7 separate regions of the Homo sapiens genome follow, and all the other regions are linked to region 1. A link is a contact called in ENCODE Hi-C or POLR2A ChIA-PET data. All regions are on one chromosome and are shown on one strand. Each heading gives the region's core, a stretch centred on a gene start or an enhancer-like site at or near the end of the contact. The rest is flanking DNA. Distances are from core to core; before and after follow the strand shown. Region 1 holds the start of CDV3 (CDV3 homolog). Region 2 holds the start of PIK3R4 (phosphoinositide-3-kinase regulatory subunit 4). Region 3 holds the start of PCCB (propionyl-CoA carboxylase subunit beta). Region 4 holds the start of ATP2C1 (ATPase secretory pathway Ca2+ transporting 1). Region 5 holds the start of ASTE1 (asteroid structure-specific endonuclease 1). Region 6 holds the start of NUDT16-DT (NUDT16 divergent transcript). Region 7 holds the start of MRPL3 (mitochondrial ribosomal protein L3).

The links. A loop is a pair of places that touch in the nucleus more often than their neighbours do. ChIA-PET counts read pairs that join two places held with the same protein, here RNA polymerase II (POLR2A). Pooled maps may share reads with other maps.
Region 2: a loop to region 1 is called in a map of CD4-positive, alpha-beta T cell, with 9 times the contacts of the local background. The contact joins the promoter of PIK3R4 here to the promoter of CDV3 in region 1. A Hi-C loop is called at or near these places in 5 of 168 maps with a recorded cell type or tissue (CD4-positive, alpha-beta T cell, CD4-positive, alpha-beta memory T cell, CD8-positive, alpha-beta T cell and 2 more), 2 of 37 single-sample maps with no recorded cell type and 15 of 50 pooled maps. POLR2A ChIA-PET finds 5 or more read pairs at or near these places in 1 of 52 experiments (Panc1).
Region 3: a map of B cell shows a loop between it and region 1 (20-fold over the local background). The contact joins the promoter of PCCB here to the promoter of CDV3 in region 1. A Hi-C loop is called at or near these places in 1 of 168 maps with a recorded cell type or tissue (B cell) and 7 of 50 pooled maps. POLR2A ChIA-PET finds 5 or more read pairs at or near these places in 1 of 52 experiments (T-cell).
Region 4: a loop to region 1 is called in a map of CD8-positive, alpha-beta T cell, with 9 times the contacts of the local background. The contact joins the promoter of ATP2C1 here to the promoter of CDV3 in region 1. A Hi-C loop is called at or near these places in 2 of 168 maps with a recorded cell type or tissue (CD8-positive, alpha-beta T cell and naive thymus-derived CD4-positive, alpha-beta T cell) and 12 of 50 pooled maps. POLR2A ChIA-PET finds 5 or more read pairs at or near these places in 2 of 52 experiments (CD8-positive, alpha-beta memory T cell and T-cell).
Region 5: a loop to region 1 is called in a map of psoas muscle, with 6 times the contacts of the local background. The contact joins the promoter of ASTE1 here to the promoter of CDV3 in region 1. A Hi-C loop is called at or near these places in 3 of 168 maps with a recorded cell type or tissue (CD4-positive, alpha-beta memory T cell, naive thymus-derived CD4-positive, alpha-beta T cell and psoas muscle) and 14 of 50 pooled maps. POLR2A ChIA-PET finds 5 or more read pairs at or near these places in 1 of 52 experiments (CD4-positive, alpha-beta memory T cell).
Region 6: a loop to region 1 is called in a map of CD8-positive, alpha-beta T cell, with 11 times the contacts of the local background. The contact joins the promoter of NUDT16-DT here to the promoter of CDV3 in region 1. A Hi-C loop is called at or near these places in 2 of 168 maps with a recorded cell type or tissue (CD8-positive, alpha-beta T cell and naive thymus-derived CD4-positive, alpha-beta T cell) and 17 of 50 pooled maps. POLR2A ChIA-PET finds 5 or more read pairs at or near these places in 2 of 52 experiments (WTC11 and activated B cell).
Region 7: a loop to region 1 is called in a map of B cell, with 17 times the contacts of the local background. The contact joins the promoter of MRPL3 here to the promoter of CDV3 in region 1. A Hi-C loop is called at or near these places in 2 of 168 maps with a recorded cell type or tissue (B cell and naive thymus-derived CD4-positive, alpha-beta T cell), 1 of 37 single-sample maps with no recorded cell type and 9 of 50 pooled maps.

The regions. Positions count from the first base shown.
Region 1 is chr3:133,571,035-133,574,935 of GRCh38, forward strand. CDV3 (CDV3 homolog) reads left to right here and starts at 2,652. Exons shown (of 5, transcript NM_017548.5): 1 at 2,652-3,250. The coding sequence starts at 3,011. RefSeq lists enhancers at 1,641-1,880, 1,823-2,324, 1,981-2,150 and silencers at 2,531-3,070, 3,091-3,200, 3,231-3,620.
Region 2 is chr3:130,744,808-130,748,708 of GRCh38, forward strand. It overlaps PIK3R4 (phosphoinositide-3-kinase regulatory subunit 4), which reads right to left and starts at 2,022. Exons shown (of 20, transcript NM_014602.3): 1 at 1,511-2,022; 2 at 1-457. The coding sequence starts at 411. RefSeq lists an enhancer at 1,703-1,762 and a silencer at 2,997-3,046.
Region 3 is chr3:136,248,506-136,252,406 of GRCh38, forward strand. It overlaps PCCB (propionyl-CoA carboxylase subunit beta), which reads left to right and starts at 1,835. Exons shown (of 15, transcript NM_000532.5): 1 at 1,835-2,053. The coding sequence starts at 1,871. RefSeq lists enhancers at 1,474-2,340, 1,570-1,629, 2,260-2,309.
Region 4 is chr3:130,892,227-130,896,127 of GRCh38, forward strand. ATP2C1 (ATPase secretory pathway Ca2+ transporting 1) reads left to right here and starts at 1,858. Exons shown (of 28, transcript NM_001378687.1): 1 at 1,858-2,111; 2 at 2,364-2,549. The coding sequence starts at 2,544. It overlaps LOC107986023 (a long non-coding RNA gene), which reads right to left and starts at 1,695. Exons shown (of 3, transcript XR_001740492.2): 1 at 630-1,695. RefSeq lists an enhancer at 1,413-1,632 and a silencer at 1,723-2,112.
Region 5 is chr3:131,025,185-131,029,085 of GRCh38, forward strand. It overlaps ASTE1 (asteroid structure-specific endonuclease 1), which reads right to left and starts at 1,641. Exons shown (of 6, transcript NM_014065.4): 1 at 1,323-1,641; 2 at 290-410; 3 at 1-147. The coding sequence starts at 122. It overlaps NEK11 (NIMA related kinase 11), which reads left to right and starts at 1,693. Exons shown (of 18, transcript NM_024800.5): 1 at 1,693-1,822; 2 at 2,746-2,818. RefSeq lists enhancers at 1,293-1,532, 1,673-1,732, 1,813-2,002.
Region 6 is chr3:131,379,634-131,383,534 of GRCh38, forward strand. NUDT16-DT (NUDT16 divergent transcript) reads right to left here and starts at 1,842. Exons shown (of 4, transcript NR_038976.1): 1 at 1,700-1,842. NUDT16 (nudix hydrolase 16) reads left to right here and starts at 2,141. Exons shown (of 3, transcript NM_152395.3): 1 at 2,141-2,309; 2 at 2,413-2,682; 3 at 3,529-3,901. The coding sequence starts at 2,172. The coding sequence ends at 3,708. RefSeq lists enhancers at 1,450-1,719, 2,011-2,580, 2,581-3,149 and a silencer at 1,830-2,129.
Region 7 is chr3:131,501,721-131,505,621 of GRCh38, forward strand. It overlaps MRPL3 (mitochondrial ribosomal protein L3), which reads right to left and starts at 1,251. Exons shown (of 10, transcript NM_007208.4): 1 at 1,010-1,251. The coding sequence starts at 1,101. It overlaps LOC105374114 (a long non-coding RNA gene), which reads left to right and starts at 879. Exons shown (of 3, transcript NR_189111.1): 1 at 879-984. RefSeq lists enhancers at 887-1,573, 1,080-1,149.

The DNA of each region.
Region 1 (3,901 bases), core at 1,402-3,901:
AAAGGAGCAACTGATGGGAACAGATGCTGTCAATTTTAGGGCAGGTGATTCAAAGAGGAAGGGACCAGCTTCACAGAGGAGAGAATTACTACAAACAATGACACAACCACAAAGACACTGGTCTCTCTACTGGCCTGACCTGAATTTCTTACACATGATCAAGTTCTGGGATCATGCCATCAATCACACTGAAAAATGTAGTGGGAAATTCTGCAGCGTCAGCCCTCAACTACTGTTCCTTCTGTGTATTTTCTCAAGTCATTAATTCTTTCAAGACAATGATGAATTGATAAGGACTTAAGAAAGATATAAATAACTGAAACTTATTTATATCTAGATCTTCTCTTCTAGATTATAAGGGAATTGAATGCAGGAATCACAAATTACTCACTTTTGAATAAAGCACTTTGCCCGAAATATAGCAAAATAAGTGCTTCATAGATGAGGAAAGAAAGAGAGGGAGAGGGCCGGGCATGGTGGCTCACACCTGTAATTCCAGCACTTTGGGAGGCTGAGGTGGGTGGATCACGAGGGTCAGGAGTTTGAGACCAGCCTGGCCAACATGGTGAAACCCCGTCTCTACTAAAAATACAAAAATTAGCTGGGTGTGGTGGCGGGTGCCTGTAATCCCAGCTACTCAGGAGGCTAAGGCAGGAGAATCGCTTGATCCTGGGAGGCAGAGGTTGCAGCGAGCTGACATGCCATTGCACTCCAGCCTGGTGACAAGAGCAAGACTTTGCCTCAAAAAATAAGTAAGTAAATAAATAAATAAATAAATGAAAGAGAGGGAGGGAGGAAGGAAGAAAGAGGGGGGAGGAAGAAAAGAAGGAAAGAAAAGAGGAAGGGAGAAAAAAGAAGGAAAGAAAAAAAAGAAAGAAAATAAATTTGATTAGCGATGGTAAGGGAGGGTGATGGTGATGGGCAGTACTGAACCTGGCCTGCATCACAGGAAGATATATGTTGTCATAGAAGGAAGTCACCTTGGGAGCTGTTCATGTTTGGGGAATAGTATATGTATAAGCTCAAGCTACTTGCTGGCCAAGGCTAGGTCCTTGATTTCTTTTGACATTCAGAAGTTAGACTTTTTTTTTTTTTTTGAGACGGAGTTTCACTGTTGTTGCCCAGGCTGGATTGCAATGAGGCGATCTCGGCTTACTGCAACCTCCGCACCCCCGGGTTCAAGCAATTCTCCAGCCTCAACCTGTAGCTGGGATTACAGGCGTTAGCCACTACGCCCGGCTAATTTTCGTGTTTTTAGTAGAGACGGGGTTTCATTATTTTGGTGAGGCTGGTCTCGAACTCCTGACCTCAGGTGATGCGCCTGCCTCGGCCTCCTGAAGTGCTGGGATTACAGGCGTGAGCCACCGCGCCCAGCCAGAAGTTAATTCTTTAATAGCAGTGTAAGTAGGGGGTAGGAAAAGAGAAACTTTAATGGGGTAACTGTAAAGGAAAAGACGAAGAAGTCTCTCCATTTACTGGCTGGATTCTATCTACCCCATATGGCTACCAACATTTGTCTGAGTCATTTCCTCAATGGTTGTGACAGCTCCCTCTTCTGCTTTTAGAAGGAGGAAGTAGAAAGTTTAAGAGCTTACTTTAGACCACCTTTTGCATATAGAATTCATTTCATTTTCAAGGCCCCAAGGGTATTTAAATGGGCTTTAAACCCATTTAAACCTGGCTTTCGCCTGGGCATTTTGGTCTCCACCCCTATGATAAGACAGTCCCCTCCTTTTATCAGGGATAGAAGCTAAGGATAAACTGTATCATCATCTAGACTCAAGTCAGGGCGTTAAGCAATGTGCTGAGCAGCTAATAATGTTGACTCTCTTCCCTCCATCCCCCTATCTTGTAAGAAATAGTATACCCACTTTACAGATTAGGGACTTGACGATAGGATTTATTGAACTTGACCTTGGTAAACATAATCCAGAGGGTGGAGTTCAGACAAAATCCCTTTCTACCTACCAACCAGCCTATGAAAGATCTTTTAGTAAATGGGACCTAAACTTCAGGCTCACTGCTCCTCTCACTTTCACAATCAACCGGTAAAGAAGAAAAGTAATGGTTGCCACTCCAGAGGGGGTGGAAGTACAGAAGCGATCAGAGGAGAGGAACAATCTTTAACACAGTTGGCTTAACGCAGTGCCTGTCCGTTTCGCGACAGTTCAAACGACTACTATGGGGCCACGGTTTGTTCTGGGCCAGGAAACACACGTGCATCCTGCGCATGCGTCCAAAAGGAACCCACTGCCCCTCCTGCTGGACCTCTTTAGCCAAGTCATCAACCAGCCCTCAACATGCCCGCCCTCAAGACTAAACCCTCGGCCAATCGGGAAACCGGAGTCGCCCGGCACGTCACTTATTTTGCATATGCCCTCCTCTCCCCGCCCCCATGCTTGGACTCCGCCCCGTCTGGGTCAGGGATTGTCACCTAAGAGCTTCGTCCTGGCACCTGATTGGCTCTCTTTCCAGCTCCGCCTCCATCTCCTCCCGCCGCCCGCCCCTTGGCGATCCCACAGCGGCAGGCAGAGCAAAATACGCAGGCGCAGGCGCTTCCTCTCTCTTCTAGCGGCCCGCCCTCCCTCCTCCCTCTCCCTCCCCTCCCCACTCCCTTCCCCTCCTCTCCAGGCCTGCGCGCGCGCCTCTTCCTCCGGCACGCGCCGCTGCTAGCCGAGCACTCTCGCCAGAACCTCTGGCTCGCGCGTGCCTTTTCCCCTCAGGTTGTGGGGAGAGCGGAATCCTGCTCCGCCGTCGCAGCAGCAGCGGCAGCCCCGGCAGCCTCGGGCGACAGCGGCGGCGCGCGAGCCCCCGGGCGGACCGTACCACCGCTCGCCAGCACGCAGGGGGAGCCGCCCGTCTCGCCGCGCACGCCTCGGCGACCCCGCGGGGCTGAGGCGTCGCCGCGCCCGGCAGCGTGAGCGCAGAGCCGGCCTCGACCCCGAGCTCGGAGCCCCGCGGGCCGCGCCCGCCGCCGGCCCCACCCATCCGGGTCGAGGAGGCCGAGGCCATGGCTGAGACGGAGGAGCGGAGCCTGGACAACTTCTTTGCCAAGAGGGACAAGAAGAAGAAGAAGGAGCGGAGCAACCGGGCGGCGAGTGCCGCGGGCGCAGCGGGCAGCGCCGGCGGAAGCAGTGGAGCCGCGGGTGCGGCGGGCGGCGGGGCGGGCGCGGGGACCCGGCCGGGTGACGGCGGGACCGCCAGCGCGGGGGCTGCGGGCCCAGGGGCCGCCACCAAGGCTGTGACGAAGGTGAGGGGCCGGGAGGCCGGCACTCGGGGCCCGGGCCGCGCGCCGGCGCCCCATGTGCCCGCCCCCGCCTGCCGGGGAAGCGTCCGGGAGGGGCCGCGGAGGCCGGGCGGACGGGCGCGGGCCGCCACGTGACGCAGGCTCTCCACCTCGGGCTGGGCTCGCCAGGGCCGGGACCCCTTCCGATATCCGCGGTGGAGCCGCCCTTCCCACCCCGCGTCGCTCGGCGTTAGCCAAGGCCCGGGCGGCGCCACCCTCCGGGGGCACTAGGTCTGGGGCCGCAGTGCCCAGCACAGAGCAGCGTTTATCGGGTGACGTCTAGGCTGAGTAATTCCGTGTGCTGACCTCAGCCCAGTAGTTTGAGCTGAATTTTCGCTTTCAGCAGCCGCATTTGTAGCAGCTCTTTTGTGATGACTTAGTCTCTAAGCCCGTGAAAGAAAAAGAAAACTCTCGGTGGCAAGGTTGAAGTAGAAATGTAGTTGTGAAATTCCTATTGACTTCTTCCTTCGGCTTTTCTTAGTTGCTTAAAGTAACAGCTCCCATGCAGGAACCCAGCGGAAGTATAGTGTTAGCCTACGAGCATGTTTGTCCTCCATTTAGCCTAGTTTGCCCCAGAACGAAGCAAGGGCTTTGACCAGAAGACAAGTACATACT
Region 2 (3,901 bases), core at 772-3,271, 2.8 Mb before region 1:
GTCCACAGCTGTCAGGATCTGGAAAGCAATCCAGCGCTTCTCAATGTTATTCAAGAATGGACGGGTACTGATGCGATCATAGAGATTGTCTCGCACATACTGCCTAAAGAGCATAGCTGCTTTCTCAGATGCTTTTTCTGATGCTTTCTGGAAAGGTAGACAATTCTGTGCAGAATTAAGCCTGATTTTCAGTTCCTCCAGCTCTTGTTTATAGCTGGTTAAAGGCAATGTGGGATCCTGAATTGCAAAAACCTTCACAACGACCAGGCCTTCTCGGTGCTTGGCTCGAGCAACTTTAAAAAACCGAGTACTCCCCAGGCTTTTATCATATTCAAAGTCATGAATATCTGAAAAATAACTCTCTACAGAAAGGATCTGGGAGGGAGCAATGCCAGCAAGCTGATTTCCCATAATGGCAAGCACCTCTGTGGTCTTTAGTAAGGTTAGGATATAATACCTGTTTAAAATAAAAACAAATGAAGAAAAAAGACAAGAAACAAAGAAGCTGTGAAACACCATTATTCCATTATTTGGTCTCTTCCAAAAAGACAGATGCAGCATACTTCTCTTCCACTAACAGCACTGTACCTAGCCTTCTGGGGCAGCCTCTAAATTTCACACACATTTATCTAAAAAGACCATGTTATTTTCTCCAAGAAGACCTTGTTATTTTACCTAAAAATACCCTGCTATTGCGCATCGCCATTTCCAGGAGCTGAACTATATTTAGATAGGCCTCTTCAACTTTAAGCCAAAAATGTTAGTTTGTGTTATTTTCTCATATTTAAATTTAAAATATTAATGAGCCTTTACTATGTGTTCCGTGCTGTGCTTGGGGCTATGAGAATTACAAAGTTACCATATGACATAGTTCTTGTCCAAGAATCTGTAGTTTCTTGGAAATAAGAAAGAGACACATTAAAAGCTTAAAACTGGCCGGGCGCGGTGGCTCACGCCTGTAATCCCAGCACTTCGGGAGGCCGAGGCGGGAGGATCACGAGGTCAGGAGCTCAAGACGGGGCTGGCCAACATGGTTAAAATCCCGTCTCTACTAAAAATACAAAAATTAGCCGGGCGTGGTAGTGGGTGCCTGTAATCCCAGCTACTCGTGAGGCTGACGCAGAATTGCTTGAACCCAGGACGCAGAGGTTGCAGTGAGTGGAGATCCCGCCACCGCACTCCAGCCTGGGTGACAGAGCGAGACTCCGTCCGTCTCAAAAAATAAAAAAAAAAAAAGAAAAACTGAAAACTGAAAAGGTCAAACTAAGATCTAAAAATTCAGTTAACTCCTGGACACTTCCTGCCTAATTCCAGTGTGCCCTCTCACCCAGCTAAAAGAAGGTGCAAACTTCGCTGGTCTGCAACAAGAAACCTTGCCACAGATGTTAAAGAAAAGCAGACCAAAGTATACACTAGCTAAACGTACCCCAGGGTTCTGCTAACTCAGGTTTTGCAGGAAATAAATGCCACACATATACACACACGACCTTGAGCACACATAAACATTTACCCTAGGCCTCGGGAAAGTGTCAAAATCGTTCAGAGGCTCACAACGAGGTCATAGTAGACTACTTCGGGGACGGGACGGGAAAACGCGTCAGCAGCGGGGAAGTTGTTTCTACGAAGGGTCTTTCTTCATAGACAGGAGATGGGCTGTTGGTGGAGGGGCGCAGAAAAGTCCCGATCTTCAGGAACCCCGGTGGTCCTGGGAGGAGAACTGGGAAAGCTCTCGGGGTCTCAGCAGAGAGAAGAAGCCACGCTAAAGAGTCTCCACAAGTACCCCGGGATTTGACCCCTCCAGCCCCCTAACCTGCCCTGGGGGACATGCGTTCCCGGGCCTCGTCTTCCTCTAGCGCGGATCGCTACACCCGTCCGAGCCCTCCTCGAGGGCCTCACCACCGGGCGGGGGGAGATGGAACCCGGGAGAGAAGTGCAGACCGCCAGTCCCAAGAAAACACTACACTTCAGCTGCTGCAGCCCCAGCAAACGCCGAACTCCCGGGAAAGCAACCGGTCTGACCTCACTTCCTGTCGCCGAGCGGAAGTGACGAAAAAGAGTGAGCCTTGAGGAATTGCCAGGGTAGGAAACCGGTTGCTAGGAAACTAGGGAAGGCGTGGTCTTACTTTGGGCGAGTCTACAGGGAGAAAATGATGCTCTGACAAAGATCTATTCCCCTTCCTGCTCTTCTACCTTTCATTCACGAACGCTGAGGTTTCTGACATCCCCTAGAATCTGCTCAGACACGCCTTCACTCCCAGGACAGCAGAACAGAGTTAAGAGAACTCAAGAATATTTAGGAAAACTAATATATCCCAAGCTGGATTTTTAGAGTTCTGGTGAGATATAACTTACATACCATAAAGTTCACCTGCTTAAAATGTACAAAGCAGTAGTTTTTAATACATCTATCGAGTTGTGCAATCATCCCTATAATCTGATTTTAATTTTTTTTTTTTTTTTTTTTTTTTTTTTTTTTTTTTTTTTTTTTTTTGAGGCTGAGTCTCGTTCTGTCGCCCAGGCTGGAGTGCAGTGGAGCGATCTCGGCTTACTGCAACCTCCACCTCCCGGGTTCAAGCGATTCTCCTGCCTCAGCCTCCCGAGTAGCTGAGACTACAGGCGCCCGCCACCACGCCCGGCTAATTTTTTTGTATTTTTAGTAGAGGCGGGGTTTCACCGTGTTAGCCAGGTTGGTCTCGATCTCCTGACCTCGTGATCCGCCTGCCTCAGCCTCCCAAAGTGTTGGGATTACAGGCGTGAGCCGCCGCGCCCGGCCTTTTTTTTTTTCTTTTGGAGACAGTCTGGCTCTGTCACCCAGGCTGGAATGCAGTGGTGCCATCTCGGCTTACTGCAAACTCCACCTCCCGGGTTCAAGCGATTCTCATGCCTCTGCCTCCAGAGTAGCTGGGACCACAGGCACGTGCCACCACGCCCAGCTAGGTTTTTGTTTTTTTTTTTTTTGAGACGGAGTCTCGCTCTTGTCGCCCAGGCTGGAGTGCAGTGGCGCGATCTCGGCTCACTGCAAGCTCCGCCTCCCGGGTTCACGCCATTCTTCTGCCTCAGCCTCCCGAGTAGCTAGGACTATAGGCGCCCGCCACCGCGCCGGGCTAATTTTTTGTATTTTTTTTTTAGTAGAGACGGGGTTTCGCCGTGGTCTCGATCTCCTGACCTCGTGATCCACCCGGCCTCTCAAAGTGCTGGGATTACAGGCGTGAGCCACCGCGCCCGGCCGCTAGTTTTTGTATTGTTTGTAGAGATGGGGTTTCACCATGTTGGCCAGGATGGTCTGGATCTCCTGACCTCAAGTGATCCGCCGCCTCGACCTCCCAAAGTGCTGGGATTACAGGTATGAGCCACCGCGCCCAGCCTGCCTGATTTTAAACATTTTCATTACCCCAAAAGGAAACCCTGAAACCATTCGGAGTCACTCCCTGTTCTCCCCCATTTCTCCTCCCCCTTCCAGCCCTAGGCAATCATTAATCTACTTTCTGTTTGTATACACTTGCCTTTTCTGGACATTTTATATATAATATGTGGTCTTTGTGACTGACTTTCACTTTGGGTAATGTTTTTGAGGATTATCCCTATTGTAGCTTGTATTAGTACTTCATTTATTTGTTGTTGCAAATAATTTTGTTTACCCTTTTGTTAGTTAATAGACATTTGAGTTGTTTTACTTTTACGTTATTATGAATAATGTTCCTATGTTCATAGCATTAGTCTATAAGTCTTTGTGTTGCCATATGTTTTCATTTCTGTTGGATAGATACTGAGGAACGAAATTGTGGGCTCATATGGTAGCTCTATGTTTAACATTTGAGAAACTGCCAAACTGTTTTCCAAAGTGCAGGCACCATTTTACATTCCCATTAGCAATATATGAGGGCTCTAATTTCTCCACATT
Region 3 (3,901 bases), core at 585-3,084, 2.7 Mb after region 1:
GTTGGTAAAGTCTTTAAAGCAAGGACCCAAATGCAAGGTCAAGAGTACCCATTACGGAGTTATACAGATACAGGTGGGCTTTGCCTAGCCAAGAGGCTTTGGCCTCTAAGCTGCCCTCTCTATCTAGATGAACTGTTACTACTCCAGGAAATGCAATCAGTACTGATGTTTAGTTCTTGGCACATGGTAGGTGCTCAAAAATGTTTTCTGAGTTGAATTGCATTAACATTAAGGTCATAGGTCAGAATTTGTACTTTATGAAGGCCCTGGCTATGAGCTGGATCTGGGAAGGGCTCATGATCAACTTTAGCAGTTTTCTGTGGCTAAAAATGAGAAATATAAACCATGTTCTTTGTCTTGAAGACCTGCCTGTTAGTGGGAGAAACAGATGGTCAAGCTCTCAACAGTACAATTCCAAATTCCTAGAGCAGTGGTTCTTAAACTTTAGCAAGCAGATCAGAATCACCTAAAGGTCATCTGCTAAAACAGATGGCTGGCCCCAGCCCCAGAGTTTCTGATTTAAAGGTCTGGAGTAAGTTCTGAGAATTCGAGCTTGCATTTCCAACTCACTCCCAGGTGATACTGAAGTTGCTGGATTGACAAGATTCCCTCCTTGATCAAACATTGGTCAGGCTCTTCTGAGCTCTCTCTTTGACTAGGCCTGAGTGTGGGCTCCCATGTCATTCCTTGTGGAATTCCATTTTAGCAAGAAACTTGCCAAGTCAGTTTAGCCAGAATCCTCCATTCTTGATATCTGATTACTCTCCATATCTGGTTTTGACCCATACCGCCACCATCCCCCAGGTGATGTTCAGTTACCCTGACCTGCCTTGGGCAGGAATCCTGTTAGGTCAATTTAGCCAGATTCCCCGCCAATGTTTCCTCTTAGTAATTTTCCATCCACTGACTTCCACACACTGCCCCTTAGCTATAAATTACCACTTTGCTATATTCAGCCCAATCGCTCTGACTTATGGCAAAACTCTATCCCTACCTCTGTCAGATTGGGCCTGAATAAAGTTTGCCTTACCATTCTTAAACATGAATAATTAAGTGTCATGAATAGTTTTTTCTTTAATGGGATCCATACTTTGAGAACTACTGATTAGAGGTTAAGGGTCCTGTGCTCATTATCTGGCACATATTAATGATAGGTCTCTGAGTTTGAATCCTGGCCAACCACATTGTCAGTCTTGGCTTTTTTTTTTTTTTTTTTTTGAGACAGGGTTTTGCCCAGGCTGGAGTGCAGTGATGCAATCACGGCTCACTGCAGCCTCGACTTCCTGGGCCAAGCCATCCTGCCGCCTTAGCCTCCCGAGTAGCTGGGGTCACAGGTGCAAGCCGCCATGCCCAGCTAATTTTTAATTTTTTTGTAGAGGTGGGGTCTTACTATATTGCTCAGGCTGGTCTTGGGCTCCTGGGCTCACCTACCTCGGCCTCAGTCTTGCCTCTTGATCAAATCACTCATCTCTCTGTGCTTGATTTACCTCATCTGTGAAATCCAGATAGTAAGCTAGTGCATGGTAAGTGCAAAAAGCAACACCTGGCACAATGCTTAATAAATGTTGGTTAAATCTTATAATCATTTTCTGTAGGAAGTGGGACGACAAAGTTAAGGGTCTAGGTGGTCAGAGAAGAGCAAGGACTATGTCCCTTTTTTGTGCAGCCAGGCAGGCCCTGTACTTTTTCTCTGCGCGACCCTCCTCGGGCAGCACCGGGTCTCGAACTCTCACGCCTTACTCCCAAGCAGGTTCTGTAGTCCAGCCCCCGCGGCTCCCTACAGCCAGCCGATGCTGCGCAAGCGCCGTACCCACGCTTTAGCACATGCGTACTCAGGTGCGCCGGTAGGGGACGCGCCGGCACAGCAAAAATGGCGGCGGCATTACGGGTGGCGGCGGTCGGGGCAAGGCTCAGCGTTCTGGCGAGCGGTCTCCGCGCCGCGGTCCGCAGCCTTTGCAGCCAGGCCACCTCTGTTAACGAACGCATCGAAAACAAGCGCCGGACCGCGCTGCTGGGAGGGGGCCAACGCCGTATTGACGCGCAGCACAAGCGAGTGAGTCCTGAGGGGCCTAAGTGAGTCCCGCCCCTGGCGTCCGCGACCTATCACTGCGTGCCCGGCTTGCGGCGTCCGAGGCCTCCCTGCCAATCCGCACGGTGCCTGGAGGGGCCGGAGCAAGGGTGTTCACCTTGAAAACCTGTAGCGTTTCTCGTGGAGGCGGGTATAACCAGCAGAAGCACCTGTGTGCTTTTTCATACTGTTTAACCCTTGGGATTTAGACGGATCTGGCTCGTCTCTAGCCAGCTCAACACTTAACATAAGCTTTTGGGCAACTTATTAAATCTCTGTGGGTCATTTTAATAATAATTCTTCCTTCACAAGTGTATCGTTAGACCATAGATAGCAAAATGATAGGCGCTCAGTAAAAACCATGTGCTTATTCTCGTGCCCCATGAAAGAGTGATGGTAGGTTCTTTCTCCTTTGTGGAAGCAGGAAAACTGAACTTGGGCATACTCCACTAACATGAAATGGGGGATGTGCGCGTGCAGGAACTTGTGGAACTTCTGCCCGCAGAATGCCTGGTCGAGCTCTTTAGGGCCTTAGCATGCCTCGCCTTGATGGGTAGCAAAGGCACGTGTCGGAAGCAGGTGGCCTTTCTGGGAGTGCGCAGGCTACTCTCGATGTTTGGCTGGACTGAGCAGTTGAAACACTGCCACCCACCGCCTGGGTTTTGAGGCGAGAATCCAGCTGGCCTTCAGAGATAAGCTGGGCGGCCCATTTTGGAGAGGTGATCCCTGACTTGAAACCAGGCTTGCCCAGTGTGTCCGTGACTGGTGGGTGAGTCTGGACCGTTGTGCTGAACGAATTAACCAACGGGAAGGTGCAGAAGTGAAACTCTTACAGATGAAGAGTATTCAGGCACAACTCACAACCATGAGGGAGGCACTGGGGGAGGGATGGGGTCTTAAAGTGAGGAGATTTGAACAGCTCTATATTTGTCTAATATTGATTCAGATGTCATAAATTCGCATTTGACAAGGGTCCAAAGGTAACAGTTCCTTTTGACACTTGAGAGTGAAATGTAAATTTAGTGATGGTTTGTGGTGCTAGGAGTGCTTTCTCTCCCCTGGGGCTACTTCTAACCTACTCTGTTAGGGCTGAGGGAGATGTTAGATCATCCTCTGGAAAGGCCTGTCAGTGCTCCTGTACACTCTTTCTGTTGGGGCCTATTGCTCAATTCTTCCCTGGAACATCGCCTAGCCCTTTCCCAGGTAGATCCTACTAGGTTTAGATGAAGCCTCCAGAAGCTGTTTTTCTTTTGCCAAAGTTAACTTAGGAGGCTGATTTAATATGAACCCCCTCCTGCACCCCTTTTTATTTTTATGTTTTGATACGGAGTTTTGCTCTTGTTGCCCAGGCTGGAGTGCCATGGTGCGATCTTGGCTCATTGCAACCTCTGCCTCCCAGGTTCAAGCTATTCTCCTGCCTCAGCCTCCCAAGTAGCTGGGATTACAGGTGCCCACGACCATGCCTGGCAACTTTTTTTTTGTATTTTTAGCAGAGACAGGGTTTCACCATGTTGGCCAGGCCGGTCTTGTACGCCTGACCTCAAGTGATTCACCCACCTTGGCGTCCCAAAGTGTTGGGATTATGGGTGTGAGCCACTGCACCCGGCCCTGCACCCCTTTTAAAACAATTTTTGACCATTTCCGTAGATTTTCCCAGAAGAGGAATTAGTGGGTCAAAGGGTGTAAGTTTATTTATTTTTTTTGAGACAGAGTTCACTCTGTTGCCCAGGCTAGAGTGCAGCAGCTCACTGCAACTTCTGCTTCCCAGCTTCAAGCAATTCTCCTGCCTCAGCCTCCAGAGTACCTGGGGTTACAGGTATGTGTCACCACATC
Region 4 (3,901 bases), core at 608-3,107, 2.7 Mb before region 1:
CCCTCTATTTTGTAAATGCATATGTTAATATCAAAGTATTTATATTGTGTAATTTCCTACCTTAGGTGCTTTTGTTTTTAATATAATGCTGTTTCAAGGTCGAATATGTACAGTAATAACTGTTACAAATTGATTACGAGAGATCACAATCATTGTACAAATCACAGGCTATGTCATTGTGTAGACAAAAATCACTGACCATGCATGCCAGAGGTGGATCATAAATAGTAACTCCTAAGACTAGAAATCTACTTGATATTTTTATGGGTTCATCTTTAAAAGTGACCTCGCTGAATAAAAGTTCAATATTTCTTAAAAGAAAGGTAAATCTAAAAACCGTCCAGAATTTTCGATCCTAGTCTAGTACCACTTACTTGGGAACAAATATAGAAGCACAGGCAACCCCGTCCGTTAATTTGGCTCCGTCATTGTGCAGACAAAAATCACTGACCATGCATGCCAGAGGTGGATCATAGTTAACTCGTTAAGACTAGAAATCTACTTGATAGTGATTTTTATGGGTTCATCTTTAAAAGTGACCTCGCTGAATAAAAGTTCAATATTTCTTAAAAGAAAGGTAAATCTAGAAAGCTGTCCAGAATTTTCAATCCTAGTCTAGTACCACTTACTTGGGAACAAATATAGAAACACAGGCAACCCCGTCCGTTAATTCTGATGTTGAACGTGTGGTTAGAGAGCACACTGCGATATGTTACAGGACCTGAGATAAAAAGCAAATTTGTAAAGTGTCTAAGTGTTGATGGAGAAAAACACATCTAGCATATACGGAAATTTTCTTTTGAGTTCTCTGTAGGATGATCACCAACTCAGTAGGTGAAGCCCTGCCCTCTAGTGGTTATGGGTGTGAGAGGACTTCTGTTCAACATTATATGTCTGGCTCACCACGGTTTATTAAAACCAATCGTTCATTAAAAAGCACTTATTAGGGGTCTGGGTAAGATGCCGAGCAAGTGAAATGTTTACGTGTGAAAAGGCATTGACACTGGACAAAGGTACAGCTGCTAAAAGAAGTGCTCGTTCATTGGCTTCGACAGCTGTACGACTGGTTTCTAATTGCTGTTCCAGCCTCTCCCCAGTTCCATATACCACAAACGAATGAAAAAGATTAGCTCTCCCTGGAGCTCTCTGAGGCTGAACCTTGCTCTCTCATTACACATGGTAACTAAGCACACCCCTTAAAGAATTTTGGGAAGTCGCCCCGCGATTACCGGCTCCCCCAAGAACCAAGCAGTCAGTGCAGGGTTTTGCAAGTGAGAGTGCGAGACTCGGGAGGCTGCTCACGGTGCTCCAGTCCCTGGCAGGAGCATGGACACCTCGCCCCTTCCTTCCGTGGGCCTCAACGTTGCCTGCTGAGATTGTGACTGCCACCCCGACGGGAGCAGCTTCCCCTACAGACTTTGTAGAGAGCGCTTAAACGCCTCGGGGACAGCGGCCATGACTCTCAGCTTGGGCCGACCCCGCGGCCGCCCCACGGGAATGCGTGGCCGACACGGGGCGTGGGCGAATCTCCGACCCTCGCGTTCAGGGGGTGCATATAAACGGGCGGACACCGTCCCTGGGGTAAGGGAGGCGCCAGCAAGAACAAGGCGGGCCACCAACCCCGAGCGACCTCCTACCGGACGGATCCAAACCCAAACATTGTCCATTCCGGGCCGAAGTCTCGGCCTTCACTTCACTTCCGCCTTCCCAGCCCGTGAACACGAATGCGCCTGCGCGCACCTCTCTCAGCGGAAGTAATAGTGACAAAGCTGGGTTCGCGGCTGGCCCAGGAGTGCGGGGCGCGACTGGGCGGCCGGCGGCGGGGAGGGGCGGAGCGCAGGAGTCGGAGGCGGGAGCAGACCAGCACGGCCTCGCGGAGCCGGCCCGGCGGACCGTGACGGGTCCCCTCACCTCCTCTTCTCTCCCCTCCCCGCCCGCCCTCTCTCCCTCCCTTCCTCCCTCCCGCTCGCTTCTTCTCACGCCGGGAGCAGGCTCCCGCCTCGCACCGCTGCCCCGCGAGCAGCTCCTCTTCTCCCGAGGCGCGCGGGGCGCCCCCGCGAGCCCCGCGGCTGAGACCCCGCAGCCTGGAGGAGGGCTGTCCGGGGCTTTGGGTGGGTACCAGTATTACCTCCTGCCCCCATTTCTAGAAACTTCCAGGTTCTGAAGGAAGGGGAGGTTCGGGTATCCCCTGGATGGGGGGGCATCTCTAGGGCGCCGCCCCGCTGGCGTGAGCTGGGGACGTTGCGGGCACACGACGGGGCGGGTGCGGGATCTTGGGGAGGGGGGCTCCCGAGATAGTGGCTGGGCGGGGAACTCCTTCCTCAGCCTCTCGTCAGCGCCGCTTCTCCTGGTTTCTCTTGCAGATGCTGCTGCTAGGGGTGGTGGGAGCAGCCGTGGGACGCGTGGCCGGGAGCGGGGGTGACAGCCTGGGATTCCGGGGGCTTCTCTTCCTTGTCCTCCTCCTCTCCTCTCTATTCCCAGTGTGGCCGTGGCTGACACTAAAGACTTTGTAGCCATCAACCCGAGTGCAGTTTCGATGGAAAATGAAGGTAAAGGCCCCTGGCCGACCGGTTGCAACGCGGAGTTGAGGGTGTGGTGGTTTGCTTTTAAGTTGTCTTTGTTTTTCCACCTTTTTATTTTCGTGAGCTTATTTATTTACTGTGTATGTGAAGTGTCCAAGGATTTGCTTACTTAGGGTATCCAGCTTTTATTTTGGTAACATGGGGCATTTGAGAGATTGAGGTTCTGTGGGTGACTGAGCTTGATTCAGCTTTCTTGAGGAATTCCTGCTCTCTTCAGCTTAGGGAATGAGAGGGAAGTTTTCATTTCAGATAGCGTCTGTGCATGTTTAAATAGCTATTTGAAAGGAATTACTCGAGGGGAAGTGGAAATGGGGGACAAGGGGATGGGGCTGCATCTCTGTATATTGGCGTTTCAAGCCTCGATGTGGTGTGTGGCAGGATTCATTTATAAGAAAGCAAGCCATGTTTTATTATGTCTAGCATTGGGGAAAAAACTCATTATTTTTCAATTCACAAAAAAAACCCAGTGAATTTAATGAAATGTTATGAGATGAGTGCTTTTCTTAAAGTTCCACCCTATTTCAAAACATCATTTAGGAGGCTGACAGCGGAACCTGTTTGTTCACTGTACACTTTGGACACATTAGATCGTCATTCACATGTTACATGATCCCTTTGGCCTCGTTAAAATATTTAATGCTTTTCCTACACAGCACTGATTATTTTTAAAATTGTTGAACAACTGTGAATAAGTGATTTTTTTTCCCCCTCCTGAAACAACACTTATTCTTTGGACTGACTTCTGACTTGTGCGTGATCATTTTTTTTTCTTCTGCCTTTAACCGGGCTGCAAAATACTATAAAAGATACTTAACAAATGACAGTTTTTTCCTCTGGTATAATTTGTTTTAAAAAATATGTGTCTGGTATAAAGGAGCTGCAGTCTTGCTGGCTGCTTCTAATTTGTTTTTCCATTGTTGAGAATGTAAGCTTGATTGTCTGACTAGGACTAGTAATTTTGAAATGGGTGTTTCTTATAGATGCAGTAATGTGTTTTGCTCTCTGAGACCTCTGGGCTATGTAGGGAATATGATGAGAGGCATGATTATATTGACAAATTTTACTCTGGATGGATAATTGGCGGAAGACATTTTCTGAAATACTAAAGTGTATAACTGCAGAGGAGTTATACTGTCTAATTGGGTCTTGAGAAACATTTGAAAGCAGTGATGTTTTTGGTGATAAGGAAAGTCACTTTTCTGAGCCTTTTTCCTCTCTTTTAAGTTTATTGATTTAAGAAAGGCAAATCCATTCTGCACATGAGACAAAGAATGTTAAATGCATTCATATACTTGTTTCTTGGTAGAAACATCTTAAAT
Region 5 (3,901 bases), core at 391-2,890, 2.5 Mb before region 1:
AAGCAAAGACGGTGGAAAAGAGCATAACCATCAATGACAATTTTTGTGTCCCGCAACTTCAAATCAGTGAAGAACTCATTACTATGATCTTCCACAAAACTCATTAGTCCTCGGATACCCATGATGACAGTCTAAAGAATTAATCGCCTGTTTAAAACAACAGAAAACATTTTCAATTGATGCTAGTTATGGGGCACCAAGTCATTGCTTCCAGCACCATTAAATCAATAGCAAATGTTATGAAGTGCTCTTTAGATAGAACATAGATATCAACATCATAAATTCTTACCTAGATCCTCAAGCAATGTTAGCTGTGCTTTTTCATTCTCCTTTGCTTTCTGATACAAGGCACAAATTCAATGGTTTCATGGGTTGTAATCTTTGGATGGTGACAGAGGCTGCTGCTAATTCTAAAGAAAAATCAGTTGAAGTCCATTACTGACACACCAGTATAGAAGTTCTGTGAACTTTGATTCTTAAGTGGTAATAGTCAACATCTTACAGCACAGAGTATTTGTTTTGTGGGGTCAAAGTAAAAAGTCCTAAGCTAAAAAAAAGATATCATATTCATCTCATAATCACAAAGCATTTGGGCTTCAGTAAAGTAAGGTGTGTAGGACCTATGATAAGGATCAAGTTTTTCTTTTGTATTGACAATCAGTCACGGAACTTCTTTCAGGCTTTGGATTTGTGGGCCCTTCTTAATTGGCATAGTTTTTGGTATAAGGAAAACTGCTTCATGCCTCTAGGAACCCCTCTATCCAGTTACACCCCTAACCACGAGCTCTTTTCATCATCTTATTTTGCATATCTGGCCCAGCTACGCTTCCTCACCTGGCTAACTTAACTCGCAGGATCAGAATTGATGGTTTTTCTTTTGACACCTCGGGCTTCAATATGGCACAGCACGGTACTGTTACTATTACTTAAAATCGTGACATTTTGTCAGTCATGGATTTTTTTTGCTATAATTTTGATTTTTAGAGATTGCATTAAAACTTACCTTGATTACTGAATTTTATTGGCATCCATTTACATTTTACACTTATCTCACCCTAGTTCCAGCCCTGTCAGTATCTCAGAACCTTATCCTGTATAGTACTTATTTCTTTGCAAGATAGTTTTGTAAAGCGTCCATAAGCAGAGACTGTGTCAAGGCGTCCTACGCAAATTACAGGACCTTGCACAGACAGTTGCATAGAGCTGCATAGGGGAAAGGCGGGCAAAAGGTCTGACCTAAGTCTTCAAACACAGGCCTTCATACACCGTGCCACCTCGGCCCTCACAACCCGCCGCCCGGACCTGCAGCAGAGCCCACCTACTCTGTCCTCCCAGAGGAGTAGCTCCTCCATCAGAAGCCCGCTAGAGCCCAGCGAGGACTGGCTCCTGCACGTGAGAGTCCAATCTCAAGAGCGGGAATCGGAAGTCTCCCGGTGTGACGTCTCTGGGAAGTACAGTTCCGTGATGCCGGTGGCGCCAGACTGAGCCAAGGAGCAGGTGTTCTCGGGCCCAGAGGCGCTAAGTAGCTAAAGAGGGCTGGGACGTACGTTCCGAAATGGCTGCTGTCAGGCTAGGAAAGCTTGGCCCGCCGGTCCTCCTCTGCTTTCTCCGCCTACTTGGGTCGGCGAACACTTCCGCCTTGGTGCCGCCTCGCCCCGACTTCCCAGTATGCCCCGCGCCGTCTCCCTGGCCACGGTTCCAAACAGCCGTGGCCCGCGGTGTCTGGCGCTCGGTGGGTGTGGTTGCCCCTAGTTTGAGGCCTGCCCGATTACCCGCAAGACTTGGGCAGCCCCGGGCGCCGCTCCGACCACGACAGGGAAAGGTAAAGCGAACTGTCCTCCTTGGGGCTAGCCAGGCTCCCCTGCGAGGGGGAAGGTAATGGTTTCAAGCTGCCCGGGCTGGGTTCCGAATCTCTAGGACGCCATGGCTGCGATCTCCTCGCTTTCCTGGACATCTTACCTCCGGATGTACTCCAGTCTCAGTGCCCCTCAATAAACGTTAACCTGCTTTGCCAAAATGTAAATGTTTAAAAAGGTGAAGAAGCAAGGAATTGTTCGTTTTACCTTAAGGTTAAGATTTACTTTAAAGGTAGATTTGTGCTGTAGCAGAAACTGGTGACAAATTGCCTTCCTCTTATTACCTGGGAAGATAACTACTGGTTTTCAACTTGTGATAAATACTCCTTCCGTTGTCTTTTGCCCCCAGCCAGATCTGTTTCACCGAGAACGGGTAGTTTGCACAAGGTAGTAACTTTCTCCAAGTTCCCATCTAGCTTTCTTAACTAACCTTTTTTCTCTCCTTTGGGCGGCAGTTGATCTGCTGGACACTTACTTGCCTTAACAAGGTTTGTTAAACACCTAGTATATGCCAGGAGGTATGCCAGGGATTGGGGATGCAGAAATAAAGAAGATGTGTTCGCAGTGCCCAAGTTCACTCAAACCTCGAGGGGGAGCGTGTTGTCAAGTGAACAGATAGTTCTAGAATCTAGACAATGCGACACATTCTTGGGTAGGTTTATGGTTGCGCAGAGGAGACTAATGGAATGGATGACCTAAAAGTGGACTGGGATGGGGGTGGCAGGGCTGAGTCTGTGAGGGTGGGCGGGAGGGAACCTAGTCCCAGAGTCTTCTGCAGCCTGGACCAGACTACTTAAGCACTGCTGGGTTTAGACTGTCCTTTAAAATAAGAGCCGCTAGAAGTGAACTTCTCATTCTGTCCGTCCCTAATTCTGTCCTTCTCTAAAAGGAACCTTAATCTCATCTTTAAAATAAGGAGAATTACTGAGTGACCTGAAGGACCCTTTTCAGCTGGAAAGTCTGTAAGTCCATATATTTATTTGAACAGCTTAGTATGGCCAGACGGCATCACTTTTATGACAGTGAAGGGGAAGTAAAAACAAAAGGTATATTTAGAGGCCTGCTCTGTAGTTGTTTTTCCAGCAGATTTTACTAACGTGTCTTTGGAAGGGAAAAGAAAAAGCTGGTAACTAATCTCACTGGTATTAGGTACAACTTAACTGATTCATACATTTTAAGAAGGAAAATGTTGTAAATGGGCATTTACTTATGTTCTGTTTTGAGGATTTTTGTGGTTAATTGCCCTAGTAGTTTTTGTGGTTGACGGACACCACCACGTAAAGCCCATTGACCATCCTTAAAAACTAGGTTTTTGTCTCATAGCTTTGGAATTGTTGAATATGAAAACCTAACTTCAAGGTGTAGGCAGTTTTCAATTTAAAATGTTATTTCTATATAGATTTAAAACAAAAGCACACTTTTCTTGATAACTAACAAAACATTTAACATTCTGATGAAATAAAAGTGATTTTACTTTGTACCTACTCATATGAAACAGTCCTGCCTTTCTTTTTTTTGTTTTTGTTTTTGTTTTTGTTTTTGTTGAGATGGAGTCTTACTCTGTCGCCCAGGCTGGAGTGCAGTGGCGAGATCTCACTGCAAGCTCCGCCTCCTGGGTTCACGCTATTCTCCTGCCTCAGCCTCCCGAGTAGCTGGGACTGCAGGCGCCCGCTACAATGCCCGGCTAATTTTTTTGTATTAGACGGGGTTTCACCGTGTTAGCCAGGATGGTCTCGATCTCCTGACCTCGTGATCCGCCCGCCTTGGCCTCCCAAAGTGCTGGTACTACAGGCGTGAGCCACTGCGCCCGGCCTAAACAGTCCTGCCTTTCATAACTGCCACGTCTCATAGCTCCCTGAGGAATTACAGATTTATCTGTAGCATTTATATTCCACTGACATTAAATGGGATTTTAGGTTTGAATTGAATTTGTAACTCTTCCTGTTTTTAATCCAGAGAGATTATACACAATGTGTACAATAGGAACTTCAGAAACTAGAATTTGCTGAGCATGGGAAAAAATTCTCAATCCTTATCCTTCTTTG
Region 6 (3,901 bases), core at 592-3,091, 2.2 Mb before region 1:
GTAACCAGGAAAGAAAGAACAGCTTGAAGATCTGGAAAGGGCATGTTTGATCCTAAATCATTAAAGGTAGCCTATCTAGGAGAAAAACCAAGTCGCCTTTGGAATGCTAGTGGAAGGGGGAAGGCCCCGGTTCTCCACCCTGGTTATTAGTTACCTAAAACATATTTTAAAAACCGCATATGTCCCTGTAGGACCCCATACATTCTGATTCAACTGGTCTGTGGTAGGAAAAAGTGGCAGCTTTTAAAAATTTTTAGAAGCTTTTTGCGAGGTGACTCTAATGTTAAAGCAGGGCTATTTCCAAACCCCCTGGAACTCTAGCAGGCCAGTGACAATTGTATCACACCTACAGACTCATCACTTTAATGCAGTTGCTTCATGTTATTAGATAATATCCCTGCCCCACAACGCAGAAGACTAAGCTAGGAAAGATGATGTCATACAGCTCATCCCTCCTTCAAACACTGGAGCGTGATGAGTGCAGCTCAGTTCCAACACTTGGGTCTTTATTTATTATTATTATTTTTTGTAGAGACGGGGTCTCGCTATGTTGCCCAGACTGGTCTCAAATTCATGACCTTGAATGATCCTCTCACCTCGCCTCTCACAGTGCTGGGATTATAGGTATGTGCCCAGCCCTGGCTCCTCAACGTAAGACATAGCACTGTGCCCCAACCCTCAACTCCAAGAATGGCTACATTTACTTTCTGCCTGGCACTGTTCTAAGTGCCTAACATATCTCAACATCCCTAATAGGTTGGTATCATCTCCACTTAACAGATGAGCTGCTGGGATCTGAGAGAGTTAAGTGACTTGTTAAGGTCACAAACCTGTTTCTGGGTGGGTCCGGACTCTTTCCCACCATATGCCGTCACTTACAGGCTGTGAGTTTATGCCCAGCCCCCCTCAAGGAGCTGCCTCCTGCTTTCTATTGCATAATCAATATCGACACCTGGTGTAGGGGCGCTCTGCAGGGTGGGGAAGGCCTGGCCTGGAGTGAGGGATCCTGCATCTCAGCATCAGGCCCTGAGTAGGCCTCTGCCCTTGTGGTAGGGTAACCCACCCTCCTTCATAGCTCAGAGGTCTGAGGGGGTTTGAGGGAAAGACTAGAAAGCCTAGGAGGCTTCTTCTATCTCTCACCCCTCCTCACTCCCAGTCCTGTGCCACAGGATTTCACTCACAGCTCCTTCCACCCCCACCCTTCCCCTGAAAATCTCACTGCCCTGTGACTTCTCTATGTGCCACTCCCTGTGCGTCAGACCCCCACGATCAGCTGCCCACTGCCTATGGCCACCCCAATTCCTTAGAACTACACTTATCACTGCTCACCCTTCTCCTACTCTCCCCCTCTCAGAAAATGACACCACATCCAGGAAACTCGGAACCACCACTAGCCCAGCGCTCCCTCTTCCCCATTCACTCAGTCACCAAGTCCCCTCAATTTCACCACTCAAGATAGTTGTCAGACCATGGCGCCTGTCCATCTCCATTTCCCTAGGATAGGCCTTGGTGTCTGAGGCCAACCCTGCCTCATTTCCTCCTAACCCCCACCCAGGCCTTGTGCTTTGTGTACCACCACACCCAACCAAAGGTAGTTATTACTTCTTTGGCTCCCAGCACTCAACTGAGCGCCCCAGCTCTTCCTCACCTGCCGGGACACTCCAGCTGACTCCAGATTGCGACGCAGGCGTTTACGTACCAGCCTTTCTCCAGGTTCAGGGCGCTGCCACATCTTCAGCCCCGACCCGCCGCAAGTCTCATTTCCTCCTAACCCCAACCCAGGCCTTGTGCTTTGTGTACCACCGAACCCAACCAAAGCTAGTTCCCTGACTTGCTCTTTTGGCTCCCAGGAGCCTTTAGGTACCGGCCTTGCGCCAGGTTTAGGGCGCGGCCACACCTCTAGCCCCGCCCCACCGCAGGCCCAACCCAGAGGCTGCTTTCGGTTACCCTAGGGTTCCTGGGCCCTGGACTTCAACCCGGTCTGCAAGCCCCGCCCTGATTAGCTGCCTCCCGCACCGGTCGCGGCGCCCCGCCCCCAGGCGCCTAGGTTCCTCCCCTTATCCCTGCAGGGATTGGGCCTTGCAGCACCGCCCAGGCTCGGATTGGTCCGAGGTGAGACCCGCCCCTCTGCCCATTGGGCCTTCGGGACAGCAGAGGAGCAGTGTCCGGCCATGGCCGGAGCCCGCAGGCTGGAGCTAGGCGAGGCCCTGGCGCTGGGGTCGGGCTGGCGTCATGCGTGCCACGCTCTCCTCTACGCGCCGGACCCTGGGATGCTCTTCGGCCGCATCCCGCTGCGCTACGCCATACTGGTGAGAAGGGGGCGCGCCCGGCCACTTTCTGCCTGAGCCCCGCACCCTCTCTGGTGGTCTCCTCTGGGGCGCCCCTGCCAATCCCCGCTTCCCCCTCCCGCAGATGCAGATGCGCTTCGATGGACGCCTGGGCTTCCCCGGCGGATTCGTGGACACGCAGGACAGAAGCCTAGAGGACGGGCTGAACCGCGAGCTGCGCGAGGAGCTGGGCGAAGCGGCTGCCGCTTTCCGCGTGGAGCGCACTGACTACCGCAGCTCCCACGTCGGGTCAGGGCCACGCGTTGTGGCCCACTTCTATGCCAAGCGTCTGACGCTCGAGGAGCTGTTGGCTGTGGAGGCCGGCGCAACACGCGCCAAGGACCACGGGCTGGAGGTGGGACCAGCCTGGGACTCTGTCCCTTTCCCAATTTCCTCTTCTCCCAAAGCTTTCTCTCCCCCAAGAAAGCATCCCTGGAGAAAAGTCTTTGCCCCTCTGACCTTGCCCTCTCCCCAGCTTTCTTGGTGGAGTTGGGATCGTGATCATCTATACTCTGAATTAGTACTGCCAACCTGGGCTTTCTGTAAAGGTCTTTCCCACCCTTTACCAGGAGAGATCCTTTCTAGAACACACTCATCCATGTCTCTCTGCTGTTCCCTATTGACAGTGTGATAGATTATCACATTATCTAGGTGTGGCAACCTAGGTTTTATTCTTGGGGTTTGCTTTTCTTGTGTAGGAGATGTGGCCCTGATATTTCAGGCAGGGCTAGTAGATAGATTATGTATGAAGGTGGTTCTCAAAATTTGGCAGGTAGCAGAATCATCGGGGCGTCTTATTAAAATAGCGATTTCTCTCAGCATTCCTGCATTGGTGGTGGGGCGGGGGGAGAGGAAACCTGAGAATTTGTAGTTTTCAAAAGTTCCCAAATAATGCTGATGCAAATAATCTGAGGACCACATTTTGACAACCACTGGTGAAAGGGTATGAATACATCTTTGAGGCAGTAGCCACTAGAGGTTTAGAAGCAGATGTGGGAAAGATTAATTGATAGAGCTAGATAATATGTTTTGGGTCATTTTCCTGCAGAAGGTTGGGCCACTAGGCTTTAGTGAGGTGTGAGCCTTGGGCCTGGTTCTGCTGGAGTATTAAGGGGTGAGGCCTGATCTGCTGGAGAAAGGATGGAGTTAAGGGAATGAGCCACCTGGGGCCCTAGTGTCTCCTGTCTCCTTCCTTTTACAGGTGCTGGGCCTGGTGCGAGTGCCCCTGTATACCCTGCGGGATGGTGTAGGAGGCCTGCCTACCTTCCTGGAGAATTCCTTTATTGGCTCTGCGCGGGAGCAGTTACTTGAAGCTCTCCAGGACTTGGGACTGCTGCAGTCTGGCTCTATTTCAGGCCTTAAGATTCCAGCTCATCACTAGAGGCAGCCCTCCATGGACCCATGAAAACTGAGATGAGGACCTTGGTACTAGGGAGGGAGGGAAGGACGTGGGAATGTTTTCTTATTGGATCTGAGAGATGATACATGATACCAGATGAAAAGAAGGAGAAGTGTGTACCATATGTTTTGAGCAGAGGACCCTCCAACTTATGGCATCAGGGGCAAAAAGTCAC
Region 7 (3,901 bases), core at 1-2,500, 2.1 Mb before region 1:
AAAAGAAAAAATAAATAAAACCAAACCACAATTTAAAAACTTCCTCCACTTAATATAGAAAAGGGAAGTCACAAATTGGAAAGTGTAGTCAGGGCCTTGGGAAAGGGCTTGGATTCTGTATACCTTTTTTTCAGGTCTCCAACCTTTTCCTCACTCCCCACATTCCTTCGGATAAGGCTCACATTTAAACTGTTAGTCGTTACCCTGGAGAAAAAAATTCATCTTCTCCTCGCAGATAAACATATTCCCCAAAAAACAGTCCTACCTATAGACATGAAAAGCCACTAACCCATTTGGAAGTGTACCTTAATAGTTTTACATTCAGTGGAGGTGGCAGAAGGTGGCATGTTGATCTTTGTCTAACAAGCTCACCTCCTCCCTGCAATGACATGGCCTAGGTTCAGAGAAGTGAAGAAACTGGGTGTGCAAAGTTAAAAGATCCACAAAAGGCATGACCTCTGAACAGGTGAACATACCAAGAAAGACCTTAGTGGGCGGAGGTCAGGAAGAAGGGGTGTAATTCTTGCATGGAGGGTCAGAACAGAAGTAAAGCTTTCTGCAGTCTACTCTCCTTTTGTAGTCAGATAAATTCAGGCTAGATTCCTAATTTTCCACTTATTAGTTGAGTGACTTTGGGCAAATTAACTCACCTCCCTAACCTTCAGTTTTATCTGTAAACCTTATGATAGCAGTTTGCTCCCGTGAGGCTACATAAGGCACCTAATACACTTAGCAGAGCGCTTAGTACCTGGCAAACGCTCACTAATTGTAAGATATGATTGCTGTTAATAGCGTTCGCTGCTAGTGGCTGGCTCATAAGCGTTTTTTAAAAATCACCACTTCAATCCCCTTAGAACGTGCTTCCTTAGGTTAACGGCCCTTATTCTTCTGTGTCCCACGTCTCAACAGAGCCCCTTCCTCCTCCACCCAGGGGAGGCCCAACTGCACCAGGCCATTCCACTGCTTCAGGACGCAACTGTGCAGGTAGGACACCCTCACACCTTCCTACCTGTTCCCCGGGCCCAGGGCAGCACCCAGGCCGTCCCCGAGTCGACCCAGCACCTGGGCGCCGACCTGCGTCAGCAGCCTCCAACCCGGCATGGATTAGCCCGGGAAGACTCGACTCACGACTTCCGGGCGCCCTGCCGCTCTGCTTTCAGGGAGTCCCCACGCCACCGCCACGTGGACGCAGTAGCCGTGGGGAAGTTTTCGCAATGGCCGCCGGAACGGTCGCCGGCCGATGCTCTCTGCGACGGAAAGAAAGCCGCCGGACCCACTTCCGGTGCGTTTTACAATGAACTCCGGGCACTCGAGTCGCTCCCCGGAAACTATAGTTCTGCTTCCACCGTTGTCCTACTTTGGATGTGAGTTGGAGTAGGTAGGGGTGGGAAGGGACTGACTCGCCTCTCCAGGGGTAAAATAAAAGGGATGTTCAGAGTTTAAACTTTAGAAGAATAAGGACAGACTTCCTGAGGACGCTAAGGAAAATGAAGACACTTCTAAATAGTGCCCGTTGTGAGGCAATGCATTATGCTAAGCAGCGCTTCATAATCCTATATTTGTTAATCATAAAAAACGGTCCTGAAAGGAAGTATTTATTTTTCTATTATAAATGAGGAAACTGACTCAGAATTTAGGTGCTGGTCCAAAACAACACATCTGGCAGAGGAGCAGAGTTGGCACTGAAACAGGGTTGGCATGTGTTATCAATAGACTACACCCATAGAAATGATGTATGCCTTCTAGGGCTGGATCATAAAACATATTGTTACTTCAGTTTTTGTCTCTTGGATTGCTCCCTGTGGAGAAAGCTAGCCTTCATTTCCTGCAGACACTCAAACAGCTCTGCAGGGAGGAACATATAAAGAGGAATCAACTAGCCAGTCATGACTGAGCCACCTAGGAAGTGGATCCACCAGTCCTCGGCTGCAACTCATGGAGACGTTAAGCCTGAATCTCCCAGCCAGGCCGCTCATGAATTACTGACTAGGAGAAATTGCCAGAGAAAATAAATGATTACCGTTTTTTTGAGTCATTAAGCTTTAGGGTAATTTGTTATGCAATAATAGATAGCTAATACACCTGCACAAAAAATCCCCTGTCTTGGGTTCCAGATCTAGCCTAATAACCATGTATGTGACTAGGACATTTATTCTTCTACTAATTCCCTTATTTGTCAGATTACTGTTTGTAGAAATTTGGAAATAAGAACTTTAAAGTGTAGCTATTTCAACCTTCTCTTTTTACTAGAGATCTGGCTATCTTGGTTTAACAGGTCCAGACAATGGTCAATTCCTGGCCATTACTTGGACTTTAGTGGGCTAAAAAATCTTTGCTTTGCTTGTCCATTCATTCCACTCATTGCTGTTGCAGTTACCTTAGACACTTTTCAATAATACTTTGGACCTTGAAGGAAAAACTACATCTCTTCATTCTAGCCATGCTGCCTGGCTTCCCAGATACTTAAGGATGGCTCTTCATTGAACAAACATGTTTTGAGGTGTGCTACATGCAAGAAGTTGAGAATAAGAAGATTTCTGTACTACTGCCAATAACTAACATTTCTTATCCATATAGTGTGCTAGAGTATGTGCTCAGCATTGTGGAAGCCCATAAGCCAAGGCTACTAGAAGAAAACGTGAACTCATACAAAGTCAAGTTTAATTAGCTTGATGCAGCAAAAGACAGCATATGTCTGAGGATGTTTCCAAAAGAGTGACCTGGGAGGGGCTTGAAATGAAATTTGGACTTAAGGCTGAGTGATTTTAAAGTGGCATCAGAGAAGCAGGAACTTGTTTTAGAATGGGTGCTGTCAAGAAGAAAGGACAGTTCAGCAATTGGATATCTTGATAGTCTTTGTTCTAGAGACAGGAAGAACAGAGAGGAAGTGGGCATGATGTTCATAAGAAAGCAGGAATCACTCAGAATAAGGAACTGTTAGTCATTTTGCTGCAGTGGTGTGGCCTACAGTACGGTCTGTAAGAAATATTGTAATGATGGGCTGGGCGTGGTGGCTCAGCACTTTGGGATGCCAAGGCGGGTGGATCACGAGGTCAGGAGATTGAGACCATCCTGGCTGACATGGTGAAACCCCTTCTCTACTAAAAATACAAAAAAAAATTAGCCGGGCGTAGTGGCGGGTGCCTGTAGTCCCAGCTACTCAGGAGGCTGAGGCAGGAGAATGGTGTGAACCTGGGAGGCGCAGCTTGCAGTGAGCGAGATTGAGCCACTGCACTCCAGCCTGGGTGACAGAGCAAGACTCCGTCTCAAAAAAAAAAAAAAGAAATATTGTATTGATGTTCTGCTATAAACACTGCAGTCCAGTTACTAATAGTATTCATTTTTACTCTCTCAGTGTATTTTCTCACTTGATTGTTATGACAATCTGCTGTGACAATAGTATAATTATCTGGATCTTACAGTTAAGAAAATAGGCATACAGAGATTACATAACTTAAATAAAATCACCCAGCTATTAACTGGTAGAGCCAAAGACTGTGACCATAGATAGAGCTTATGCTTTTAGACATTTTGTTTCTTTGGCTCTCTATGACAAATATGTCACTACTCTTGCCTTGGAATTTCTTTAAGGCTAAAGAGGAAAATCGGTAAGTAATCACACGCAGTGGTCAGTGAGGATTGAAGAGGTAGCCATTTGGTCTAACCTTTTCCCATAGTACCAAATATCTCCTAGTCCATAAGGAGGACCTTGACAGCAGGCACCACCGCTGAACTGAATCAAAGTAAAACATGGTTTGTCTGCTGTCGTAAAAAATGTGTCTCCTGATTGCCAGCCAGGGCTGAGTGGTGTCATACTTGATTTAGTCACTGTAATATGCTGCTGACAGCTACTAGGCCCAGTTGTCAAGGGACCCAGCCTAGGCTTTTCTAGGGCAGTCAG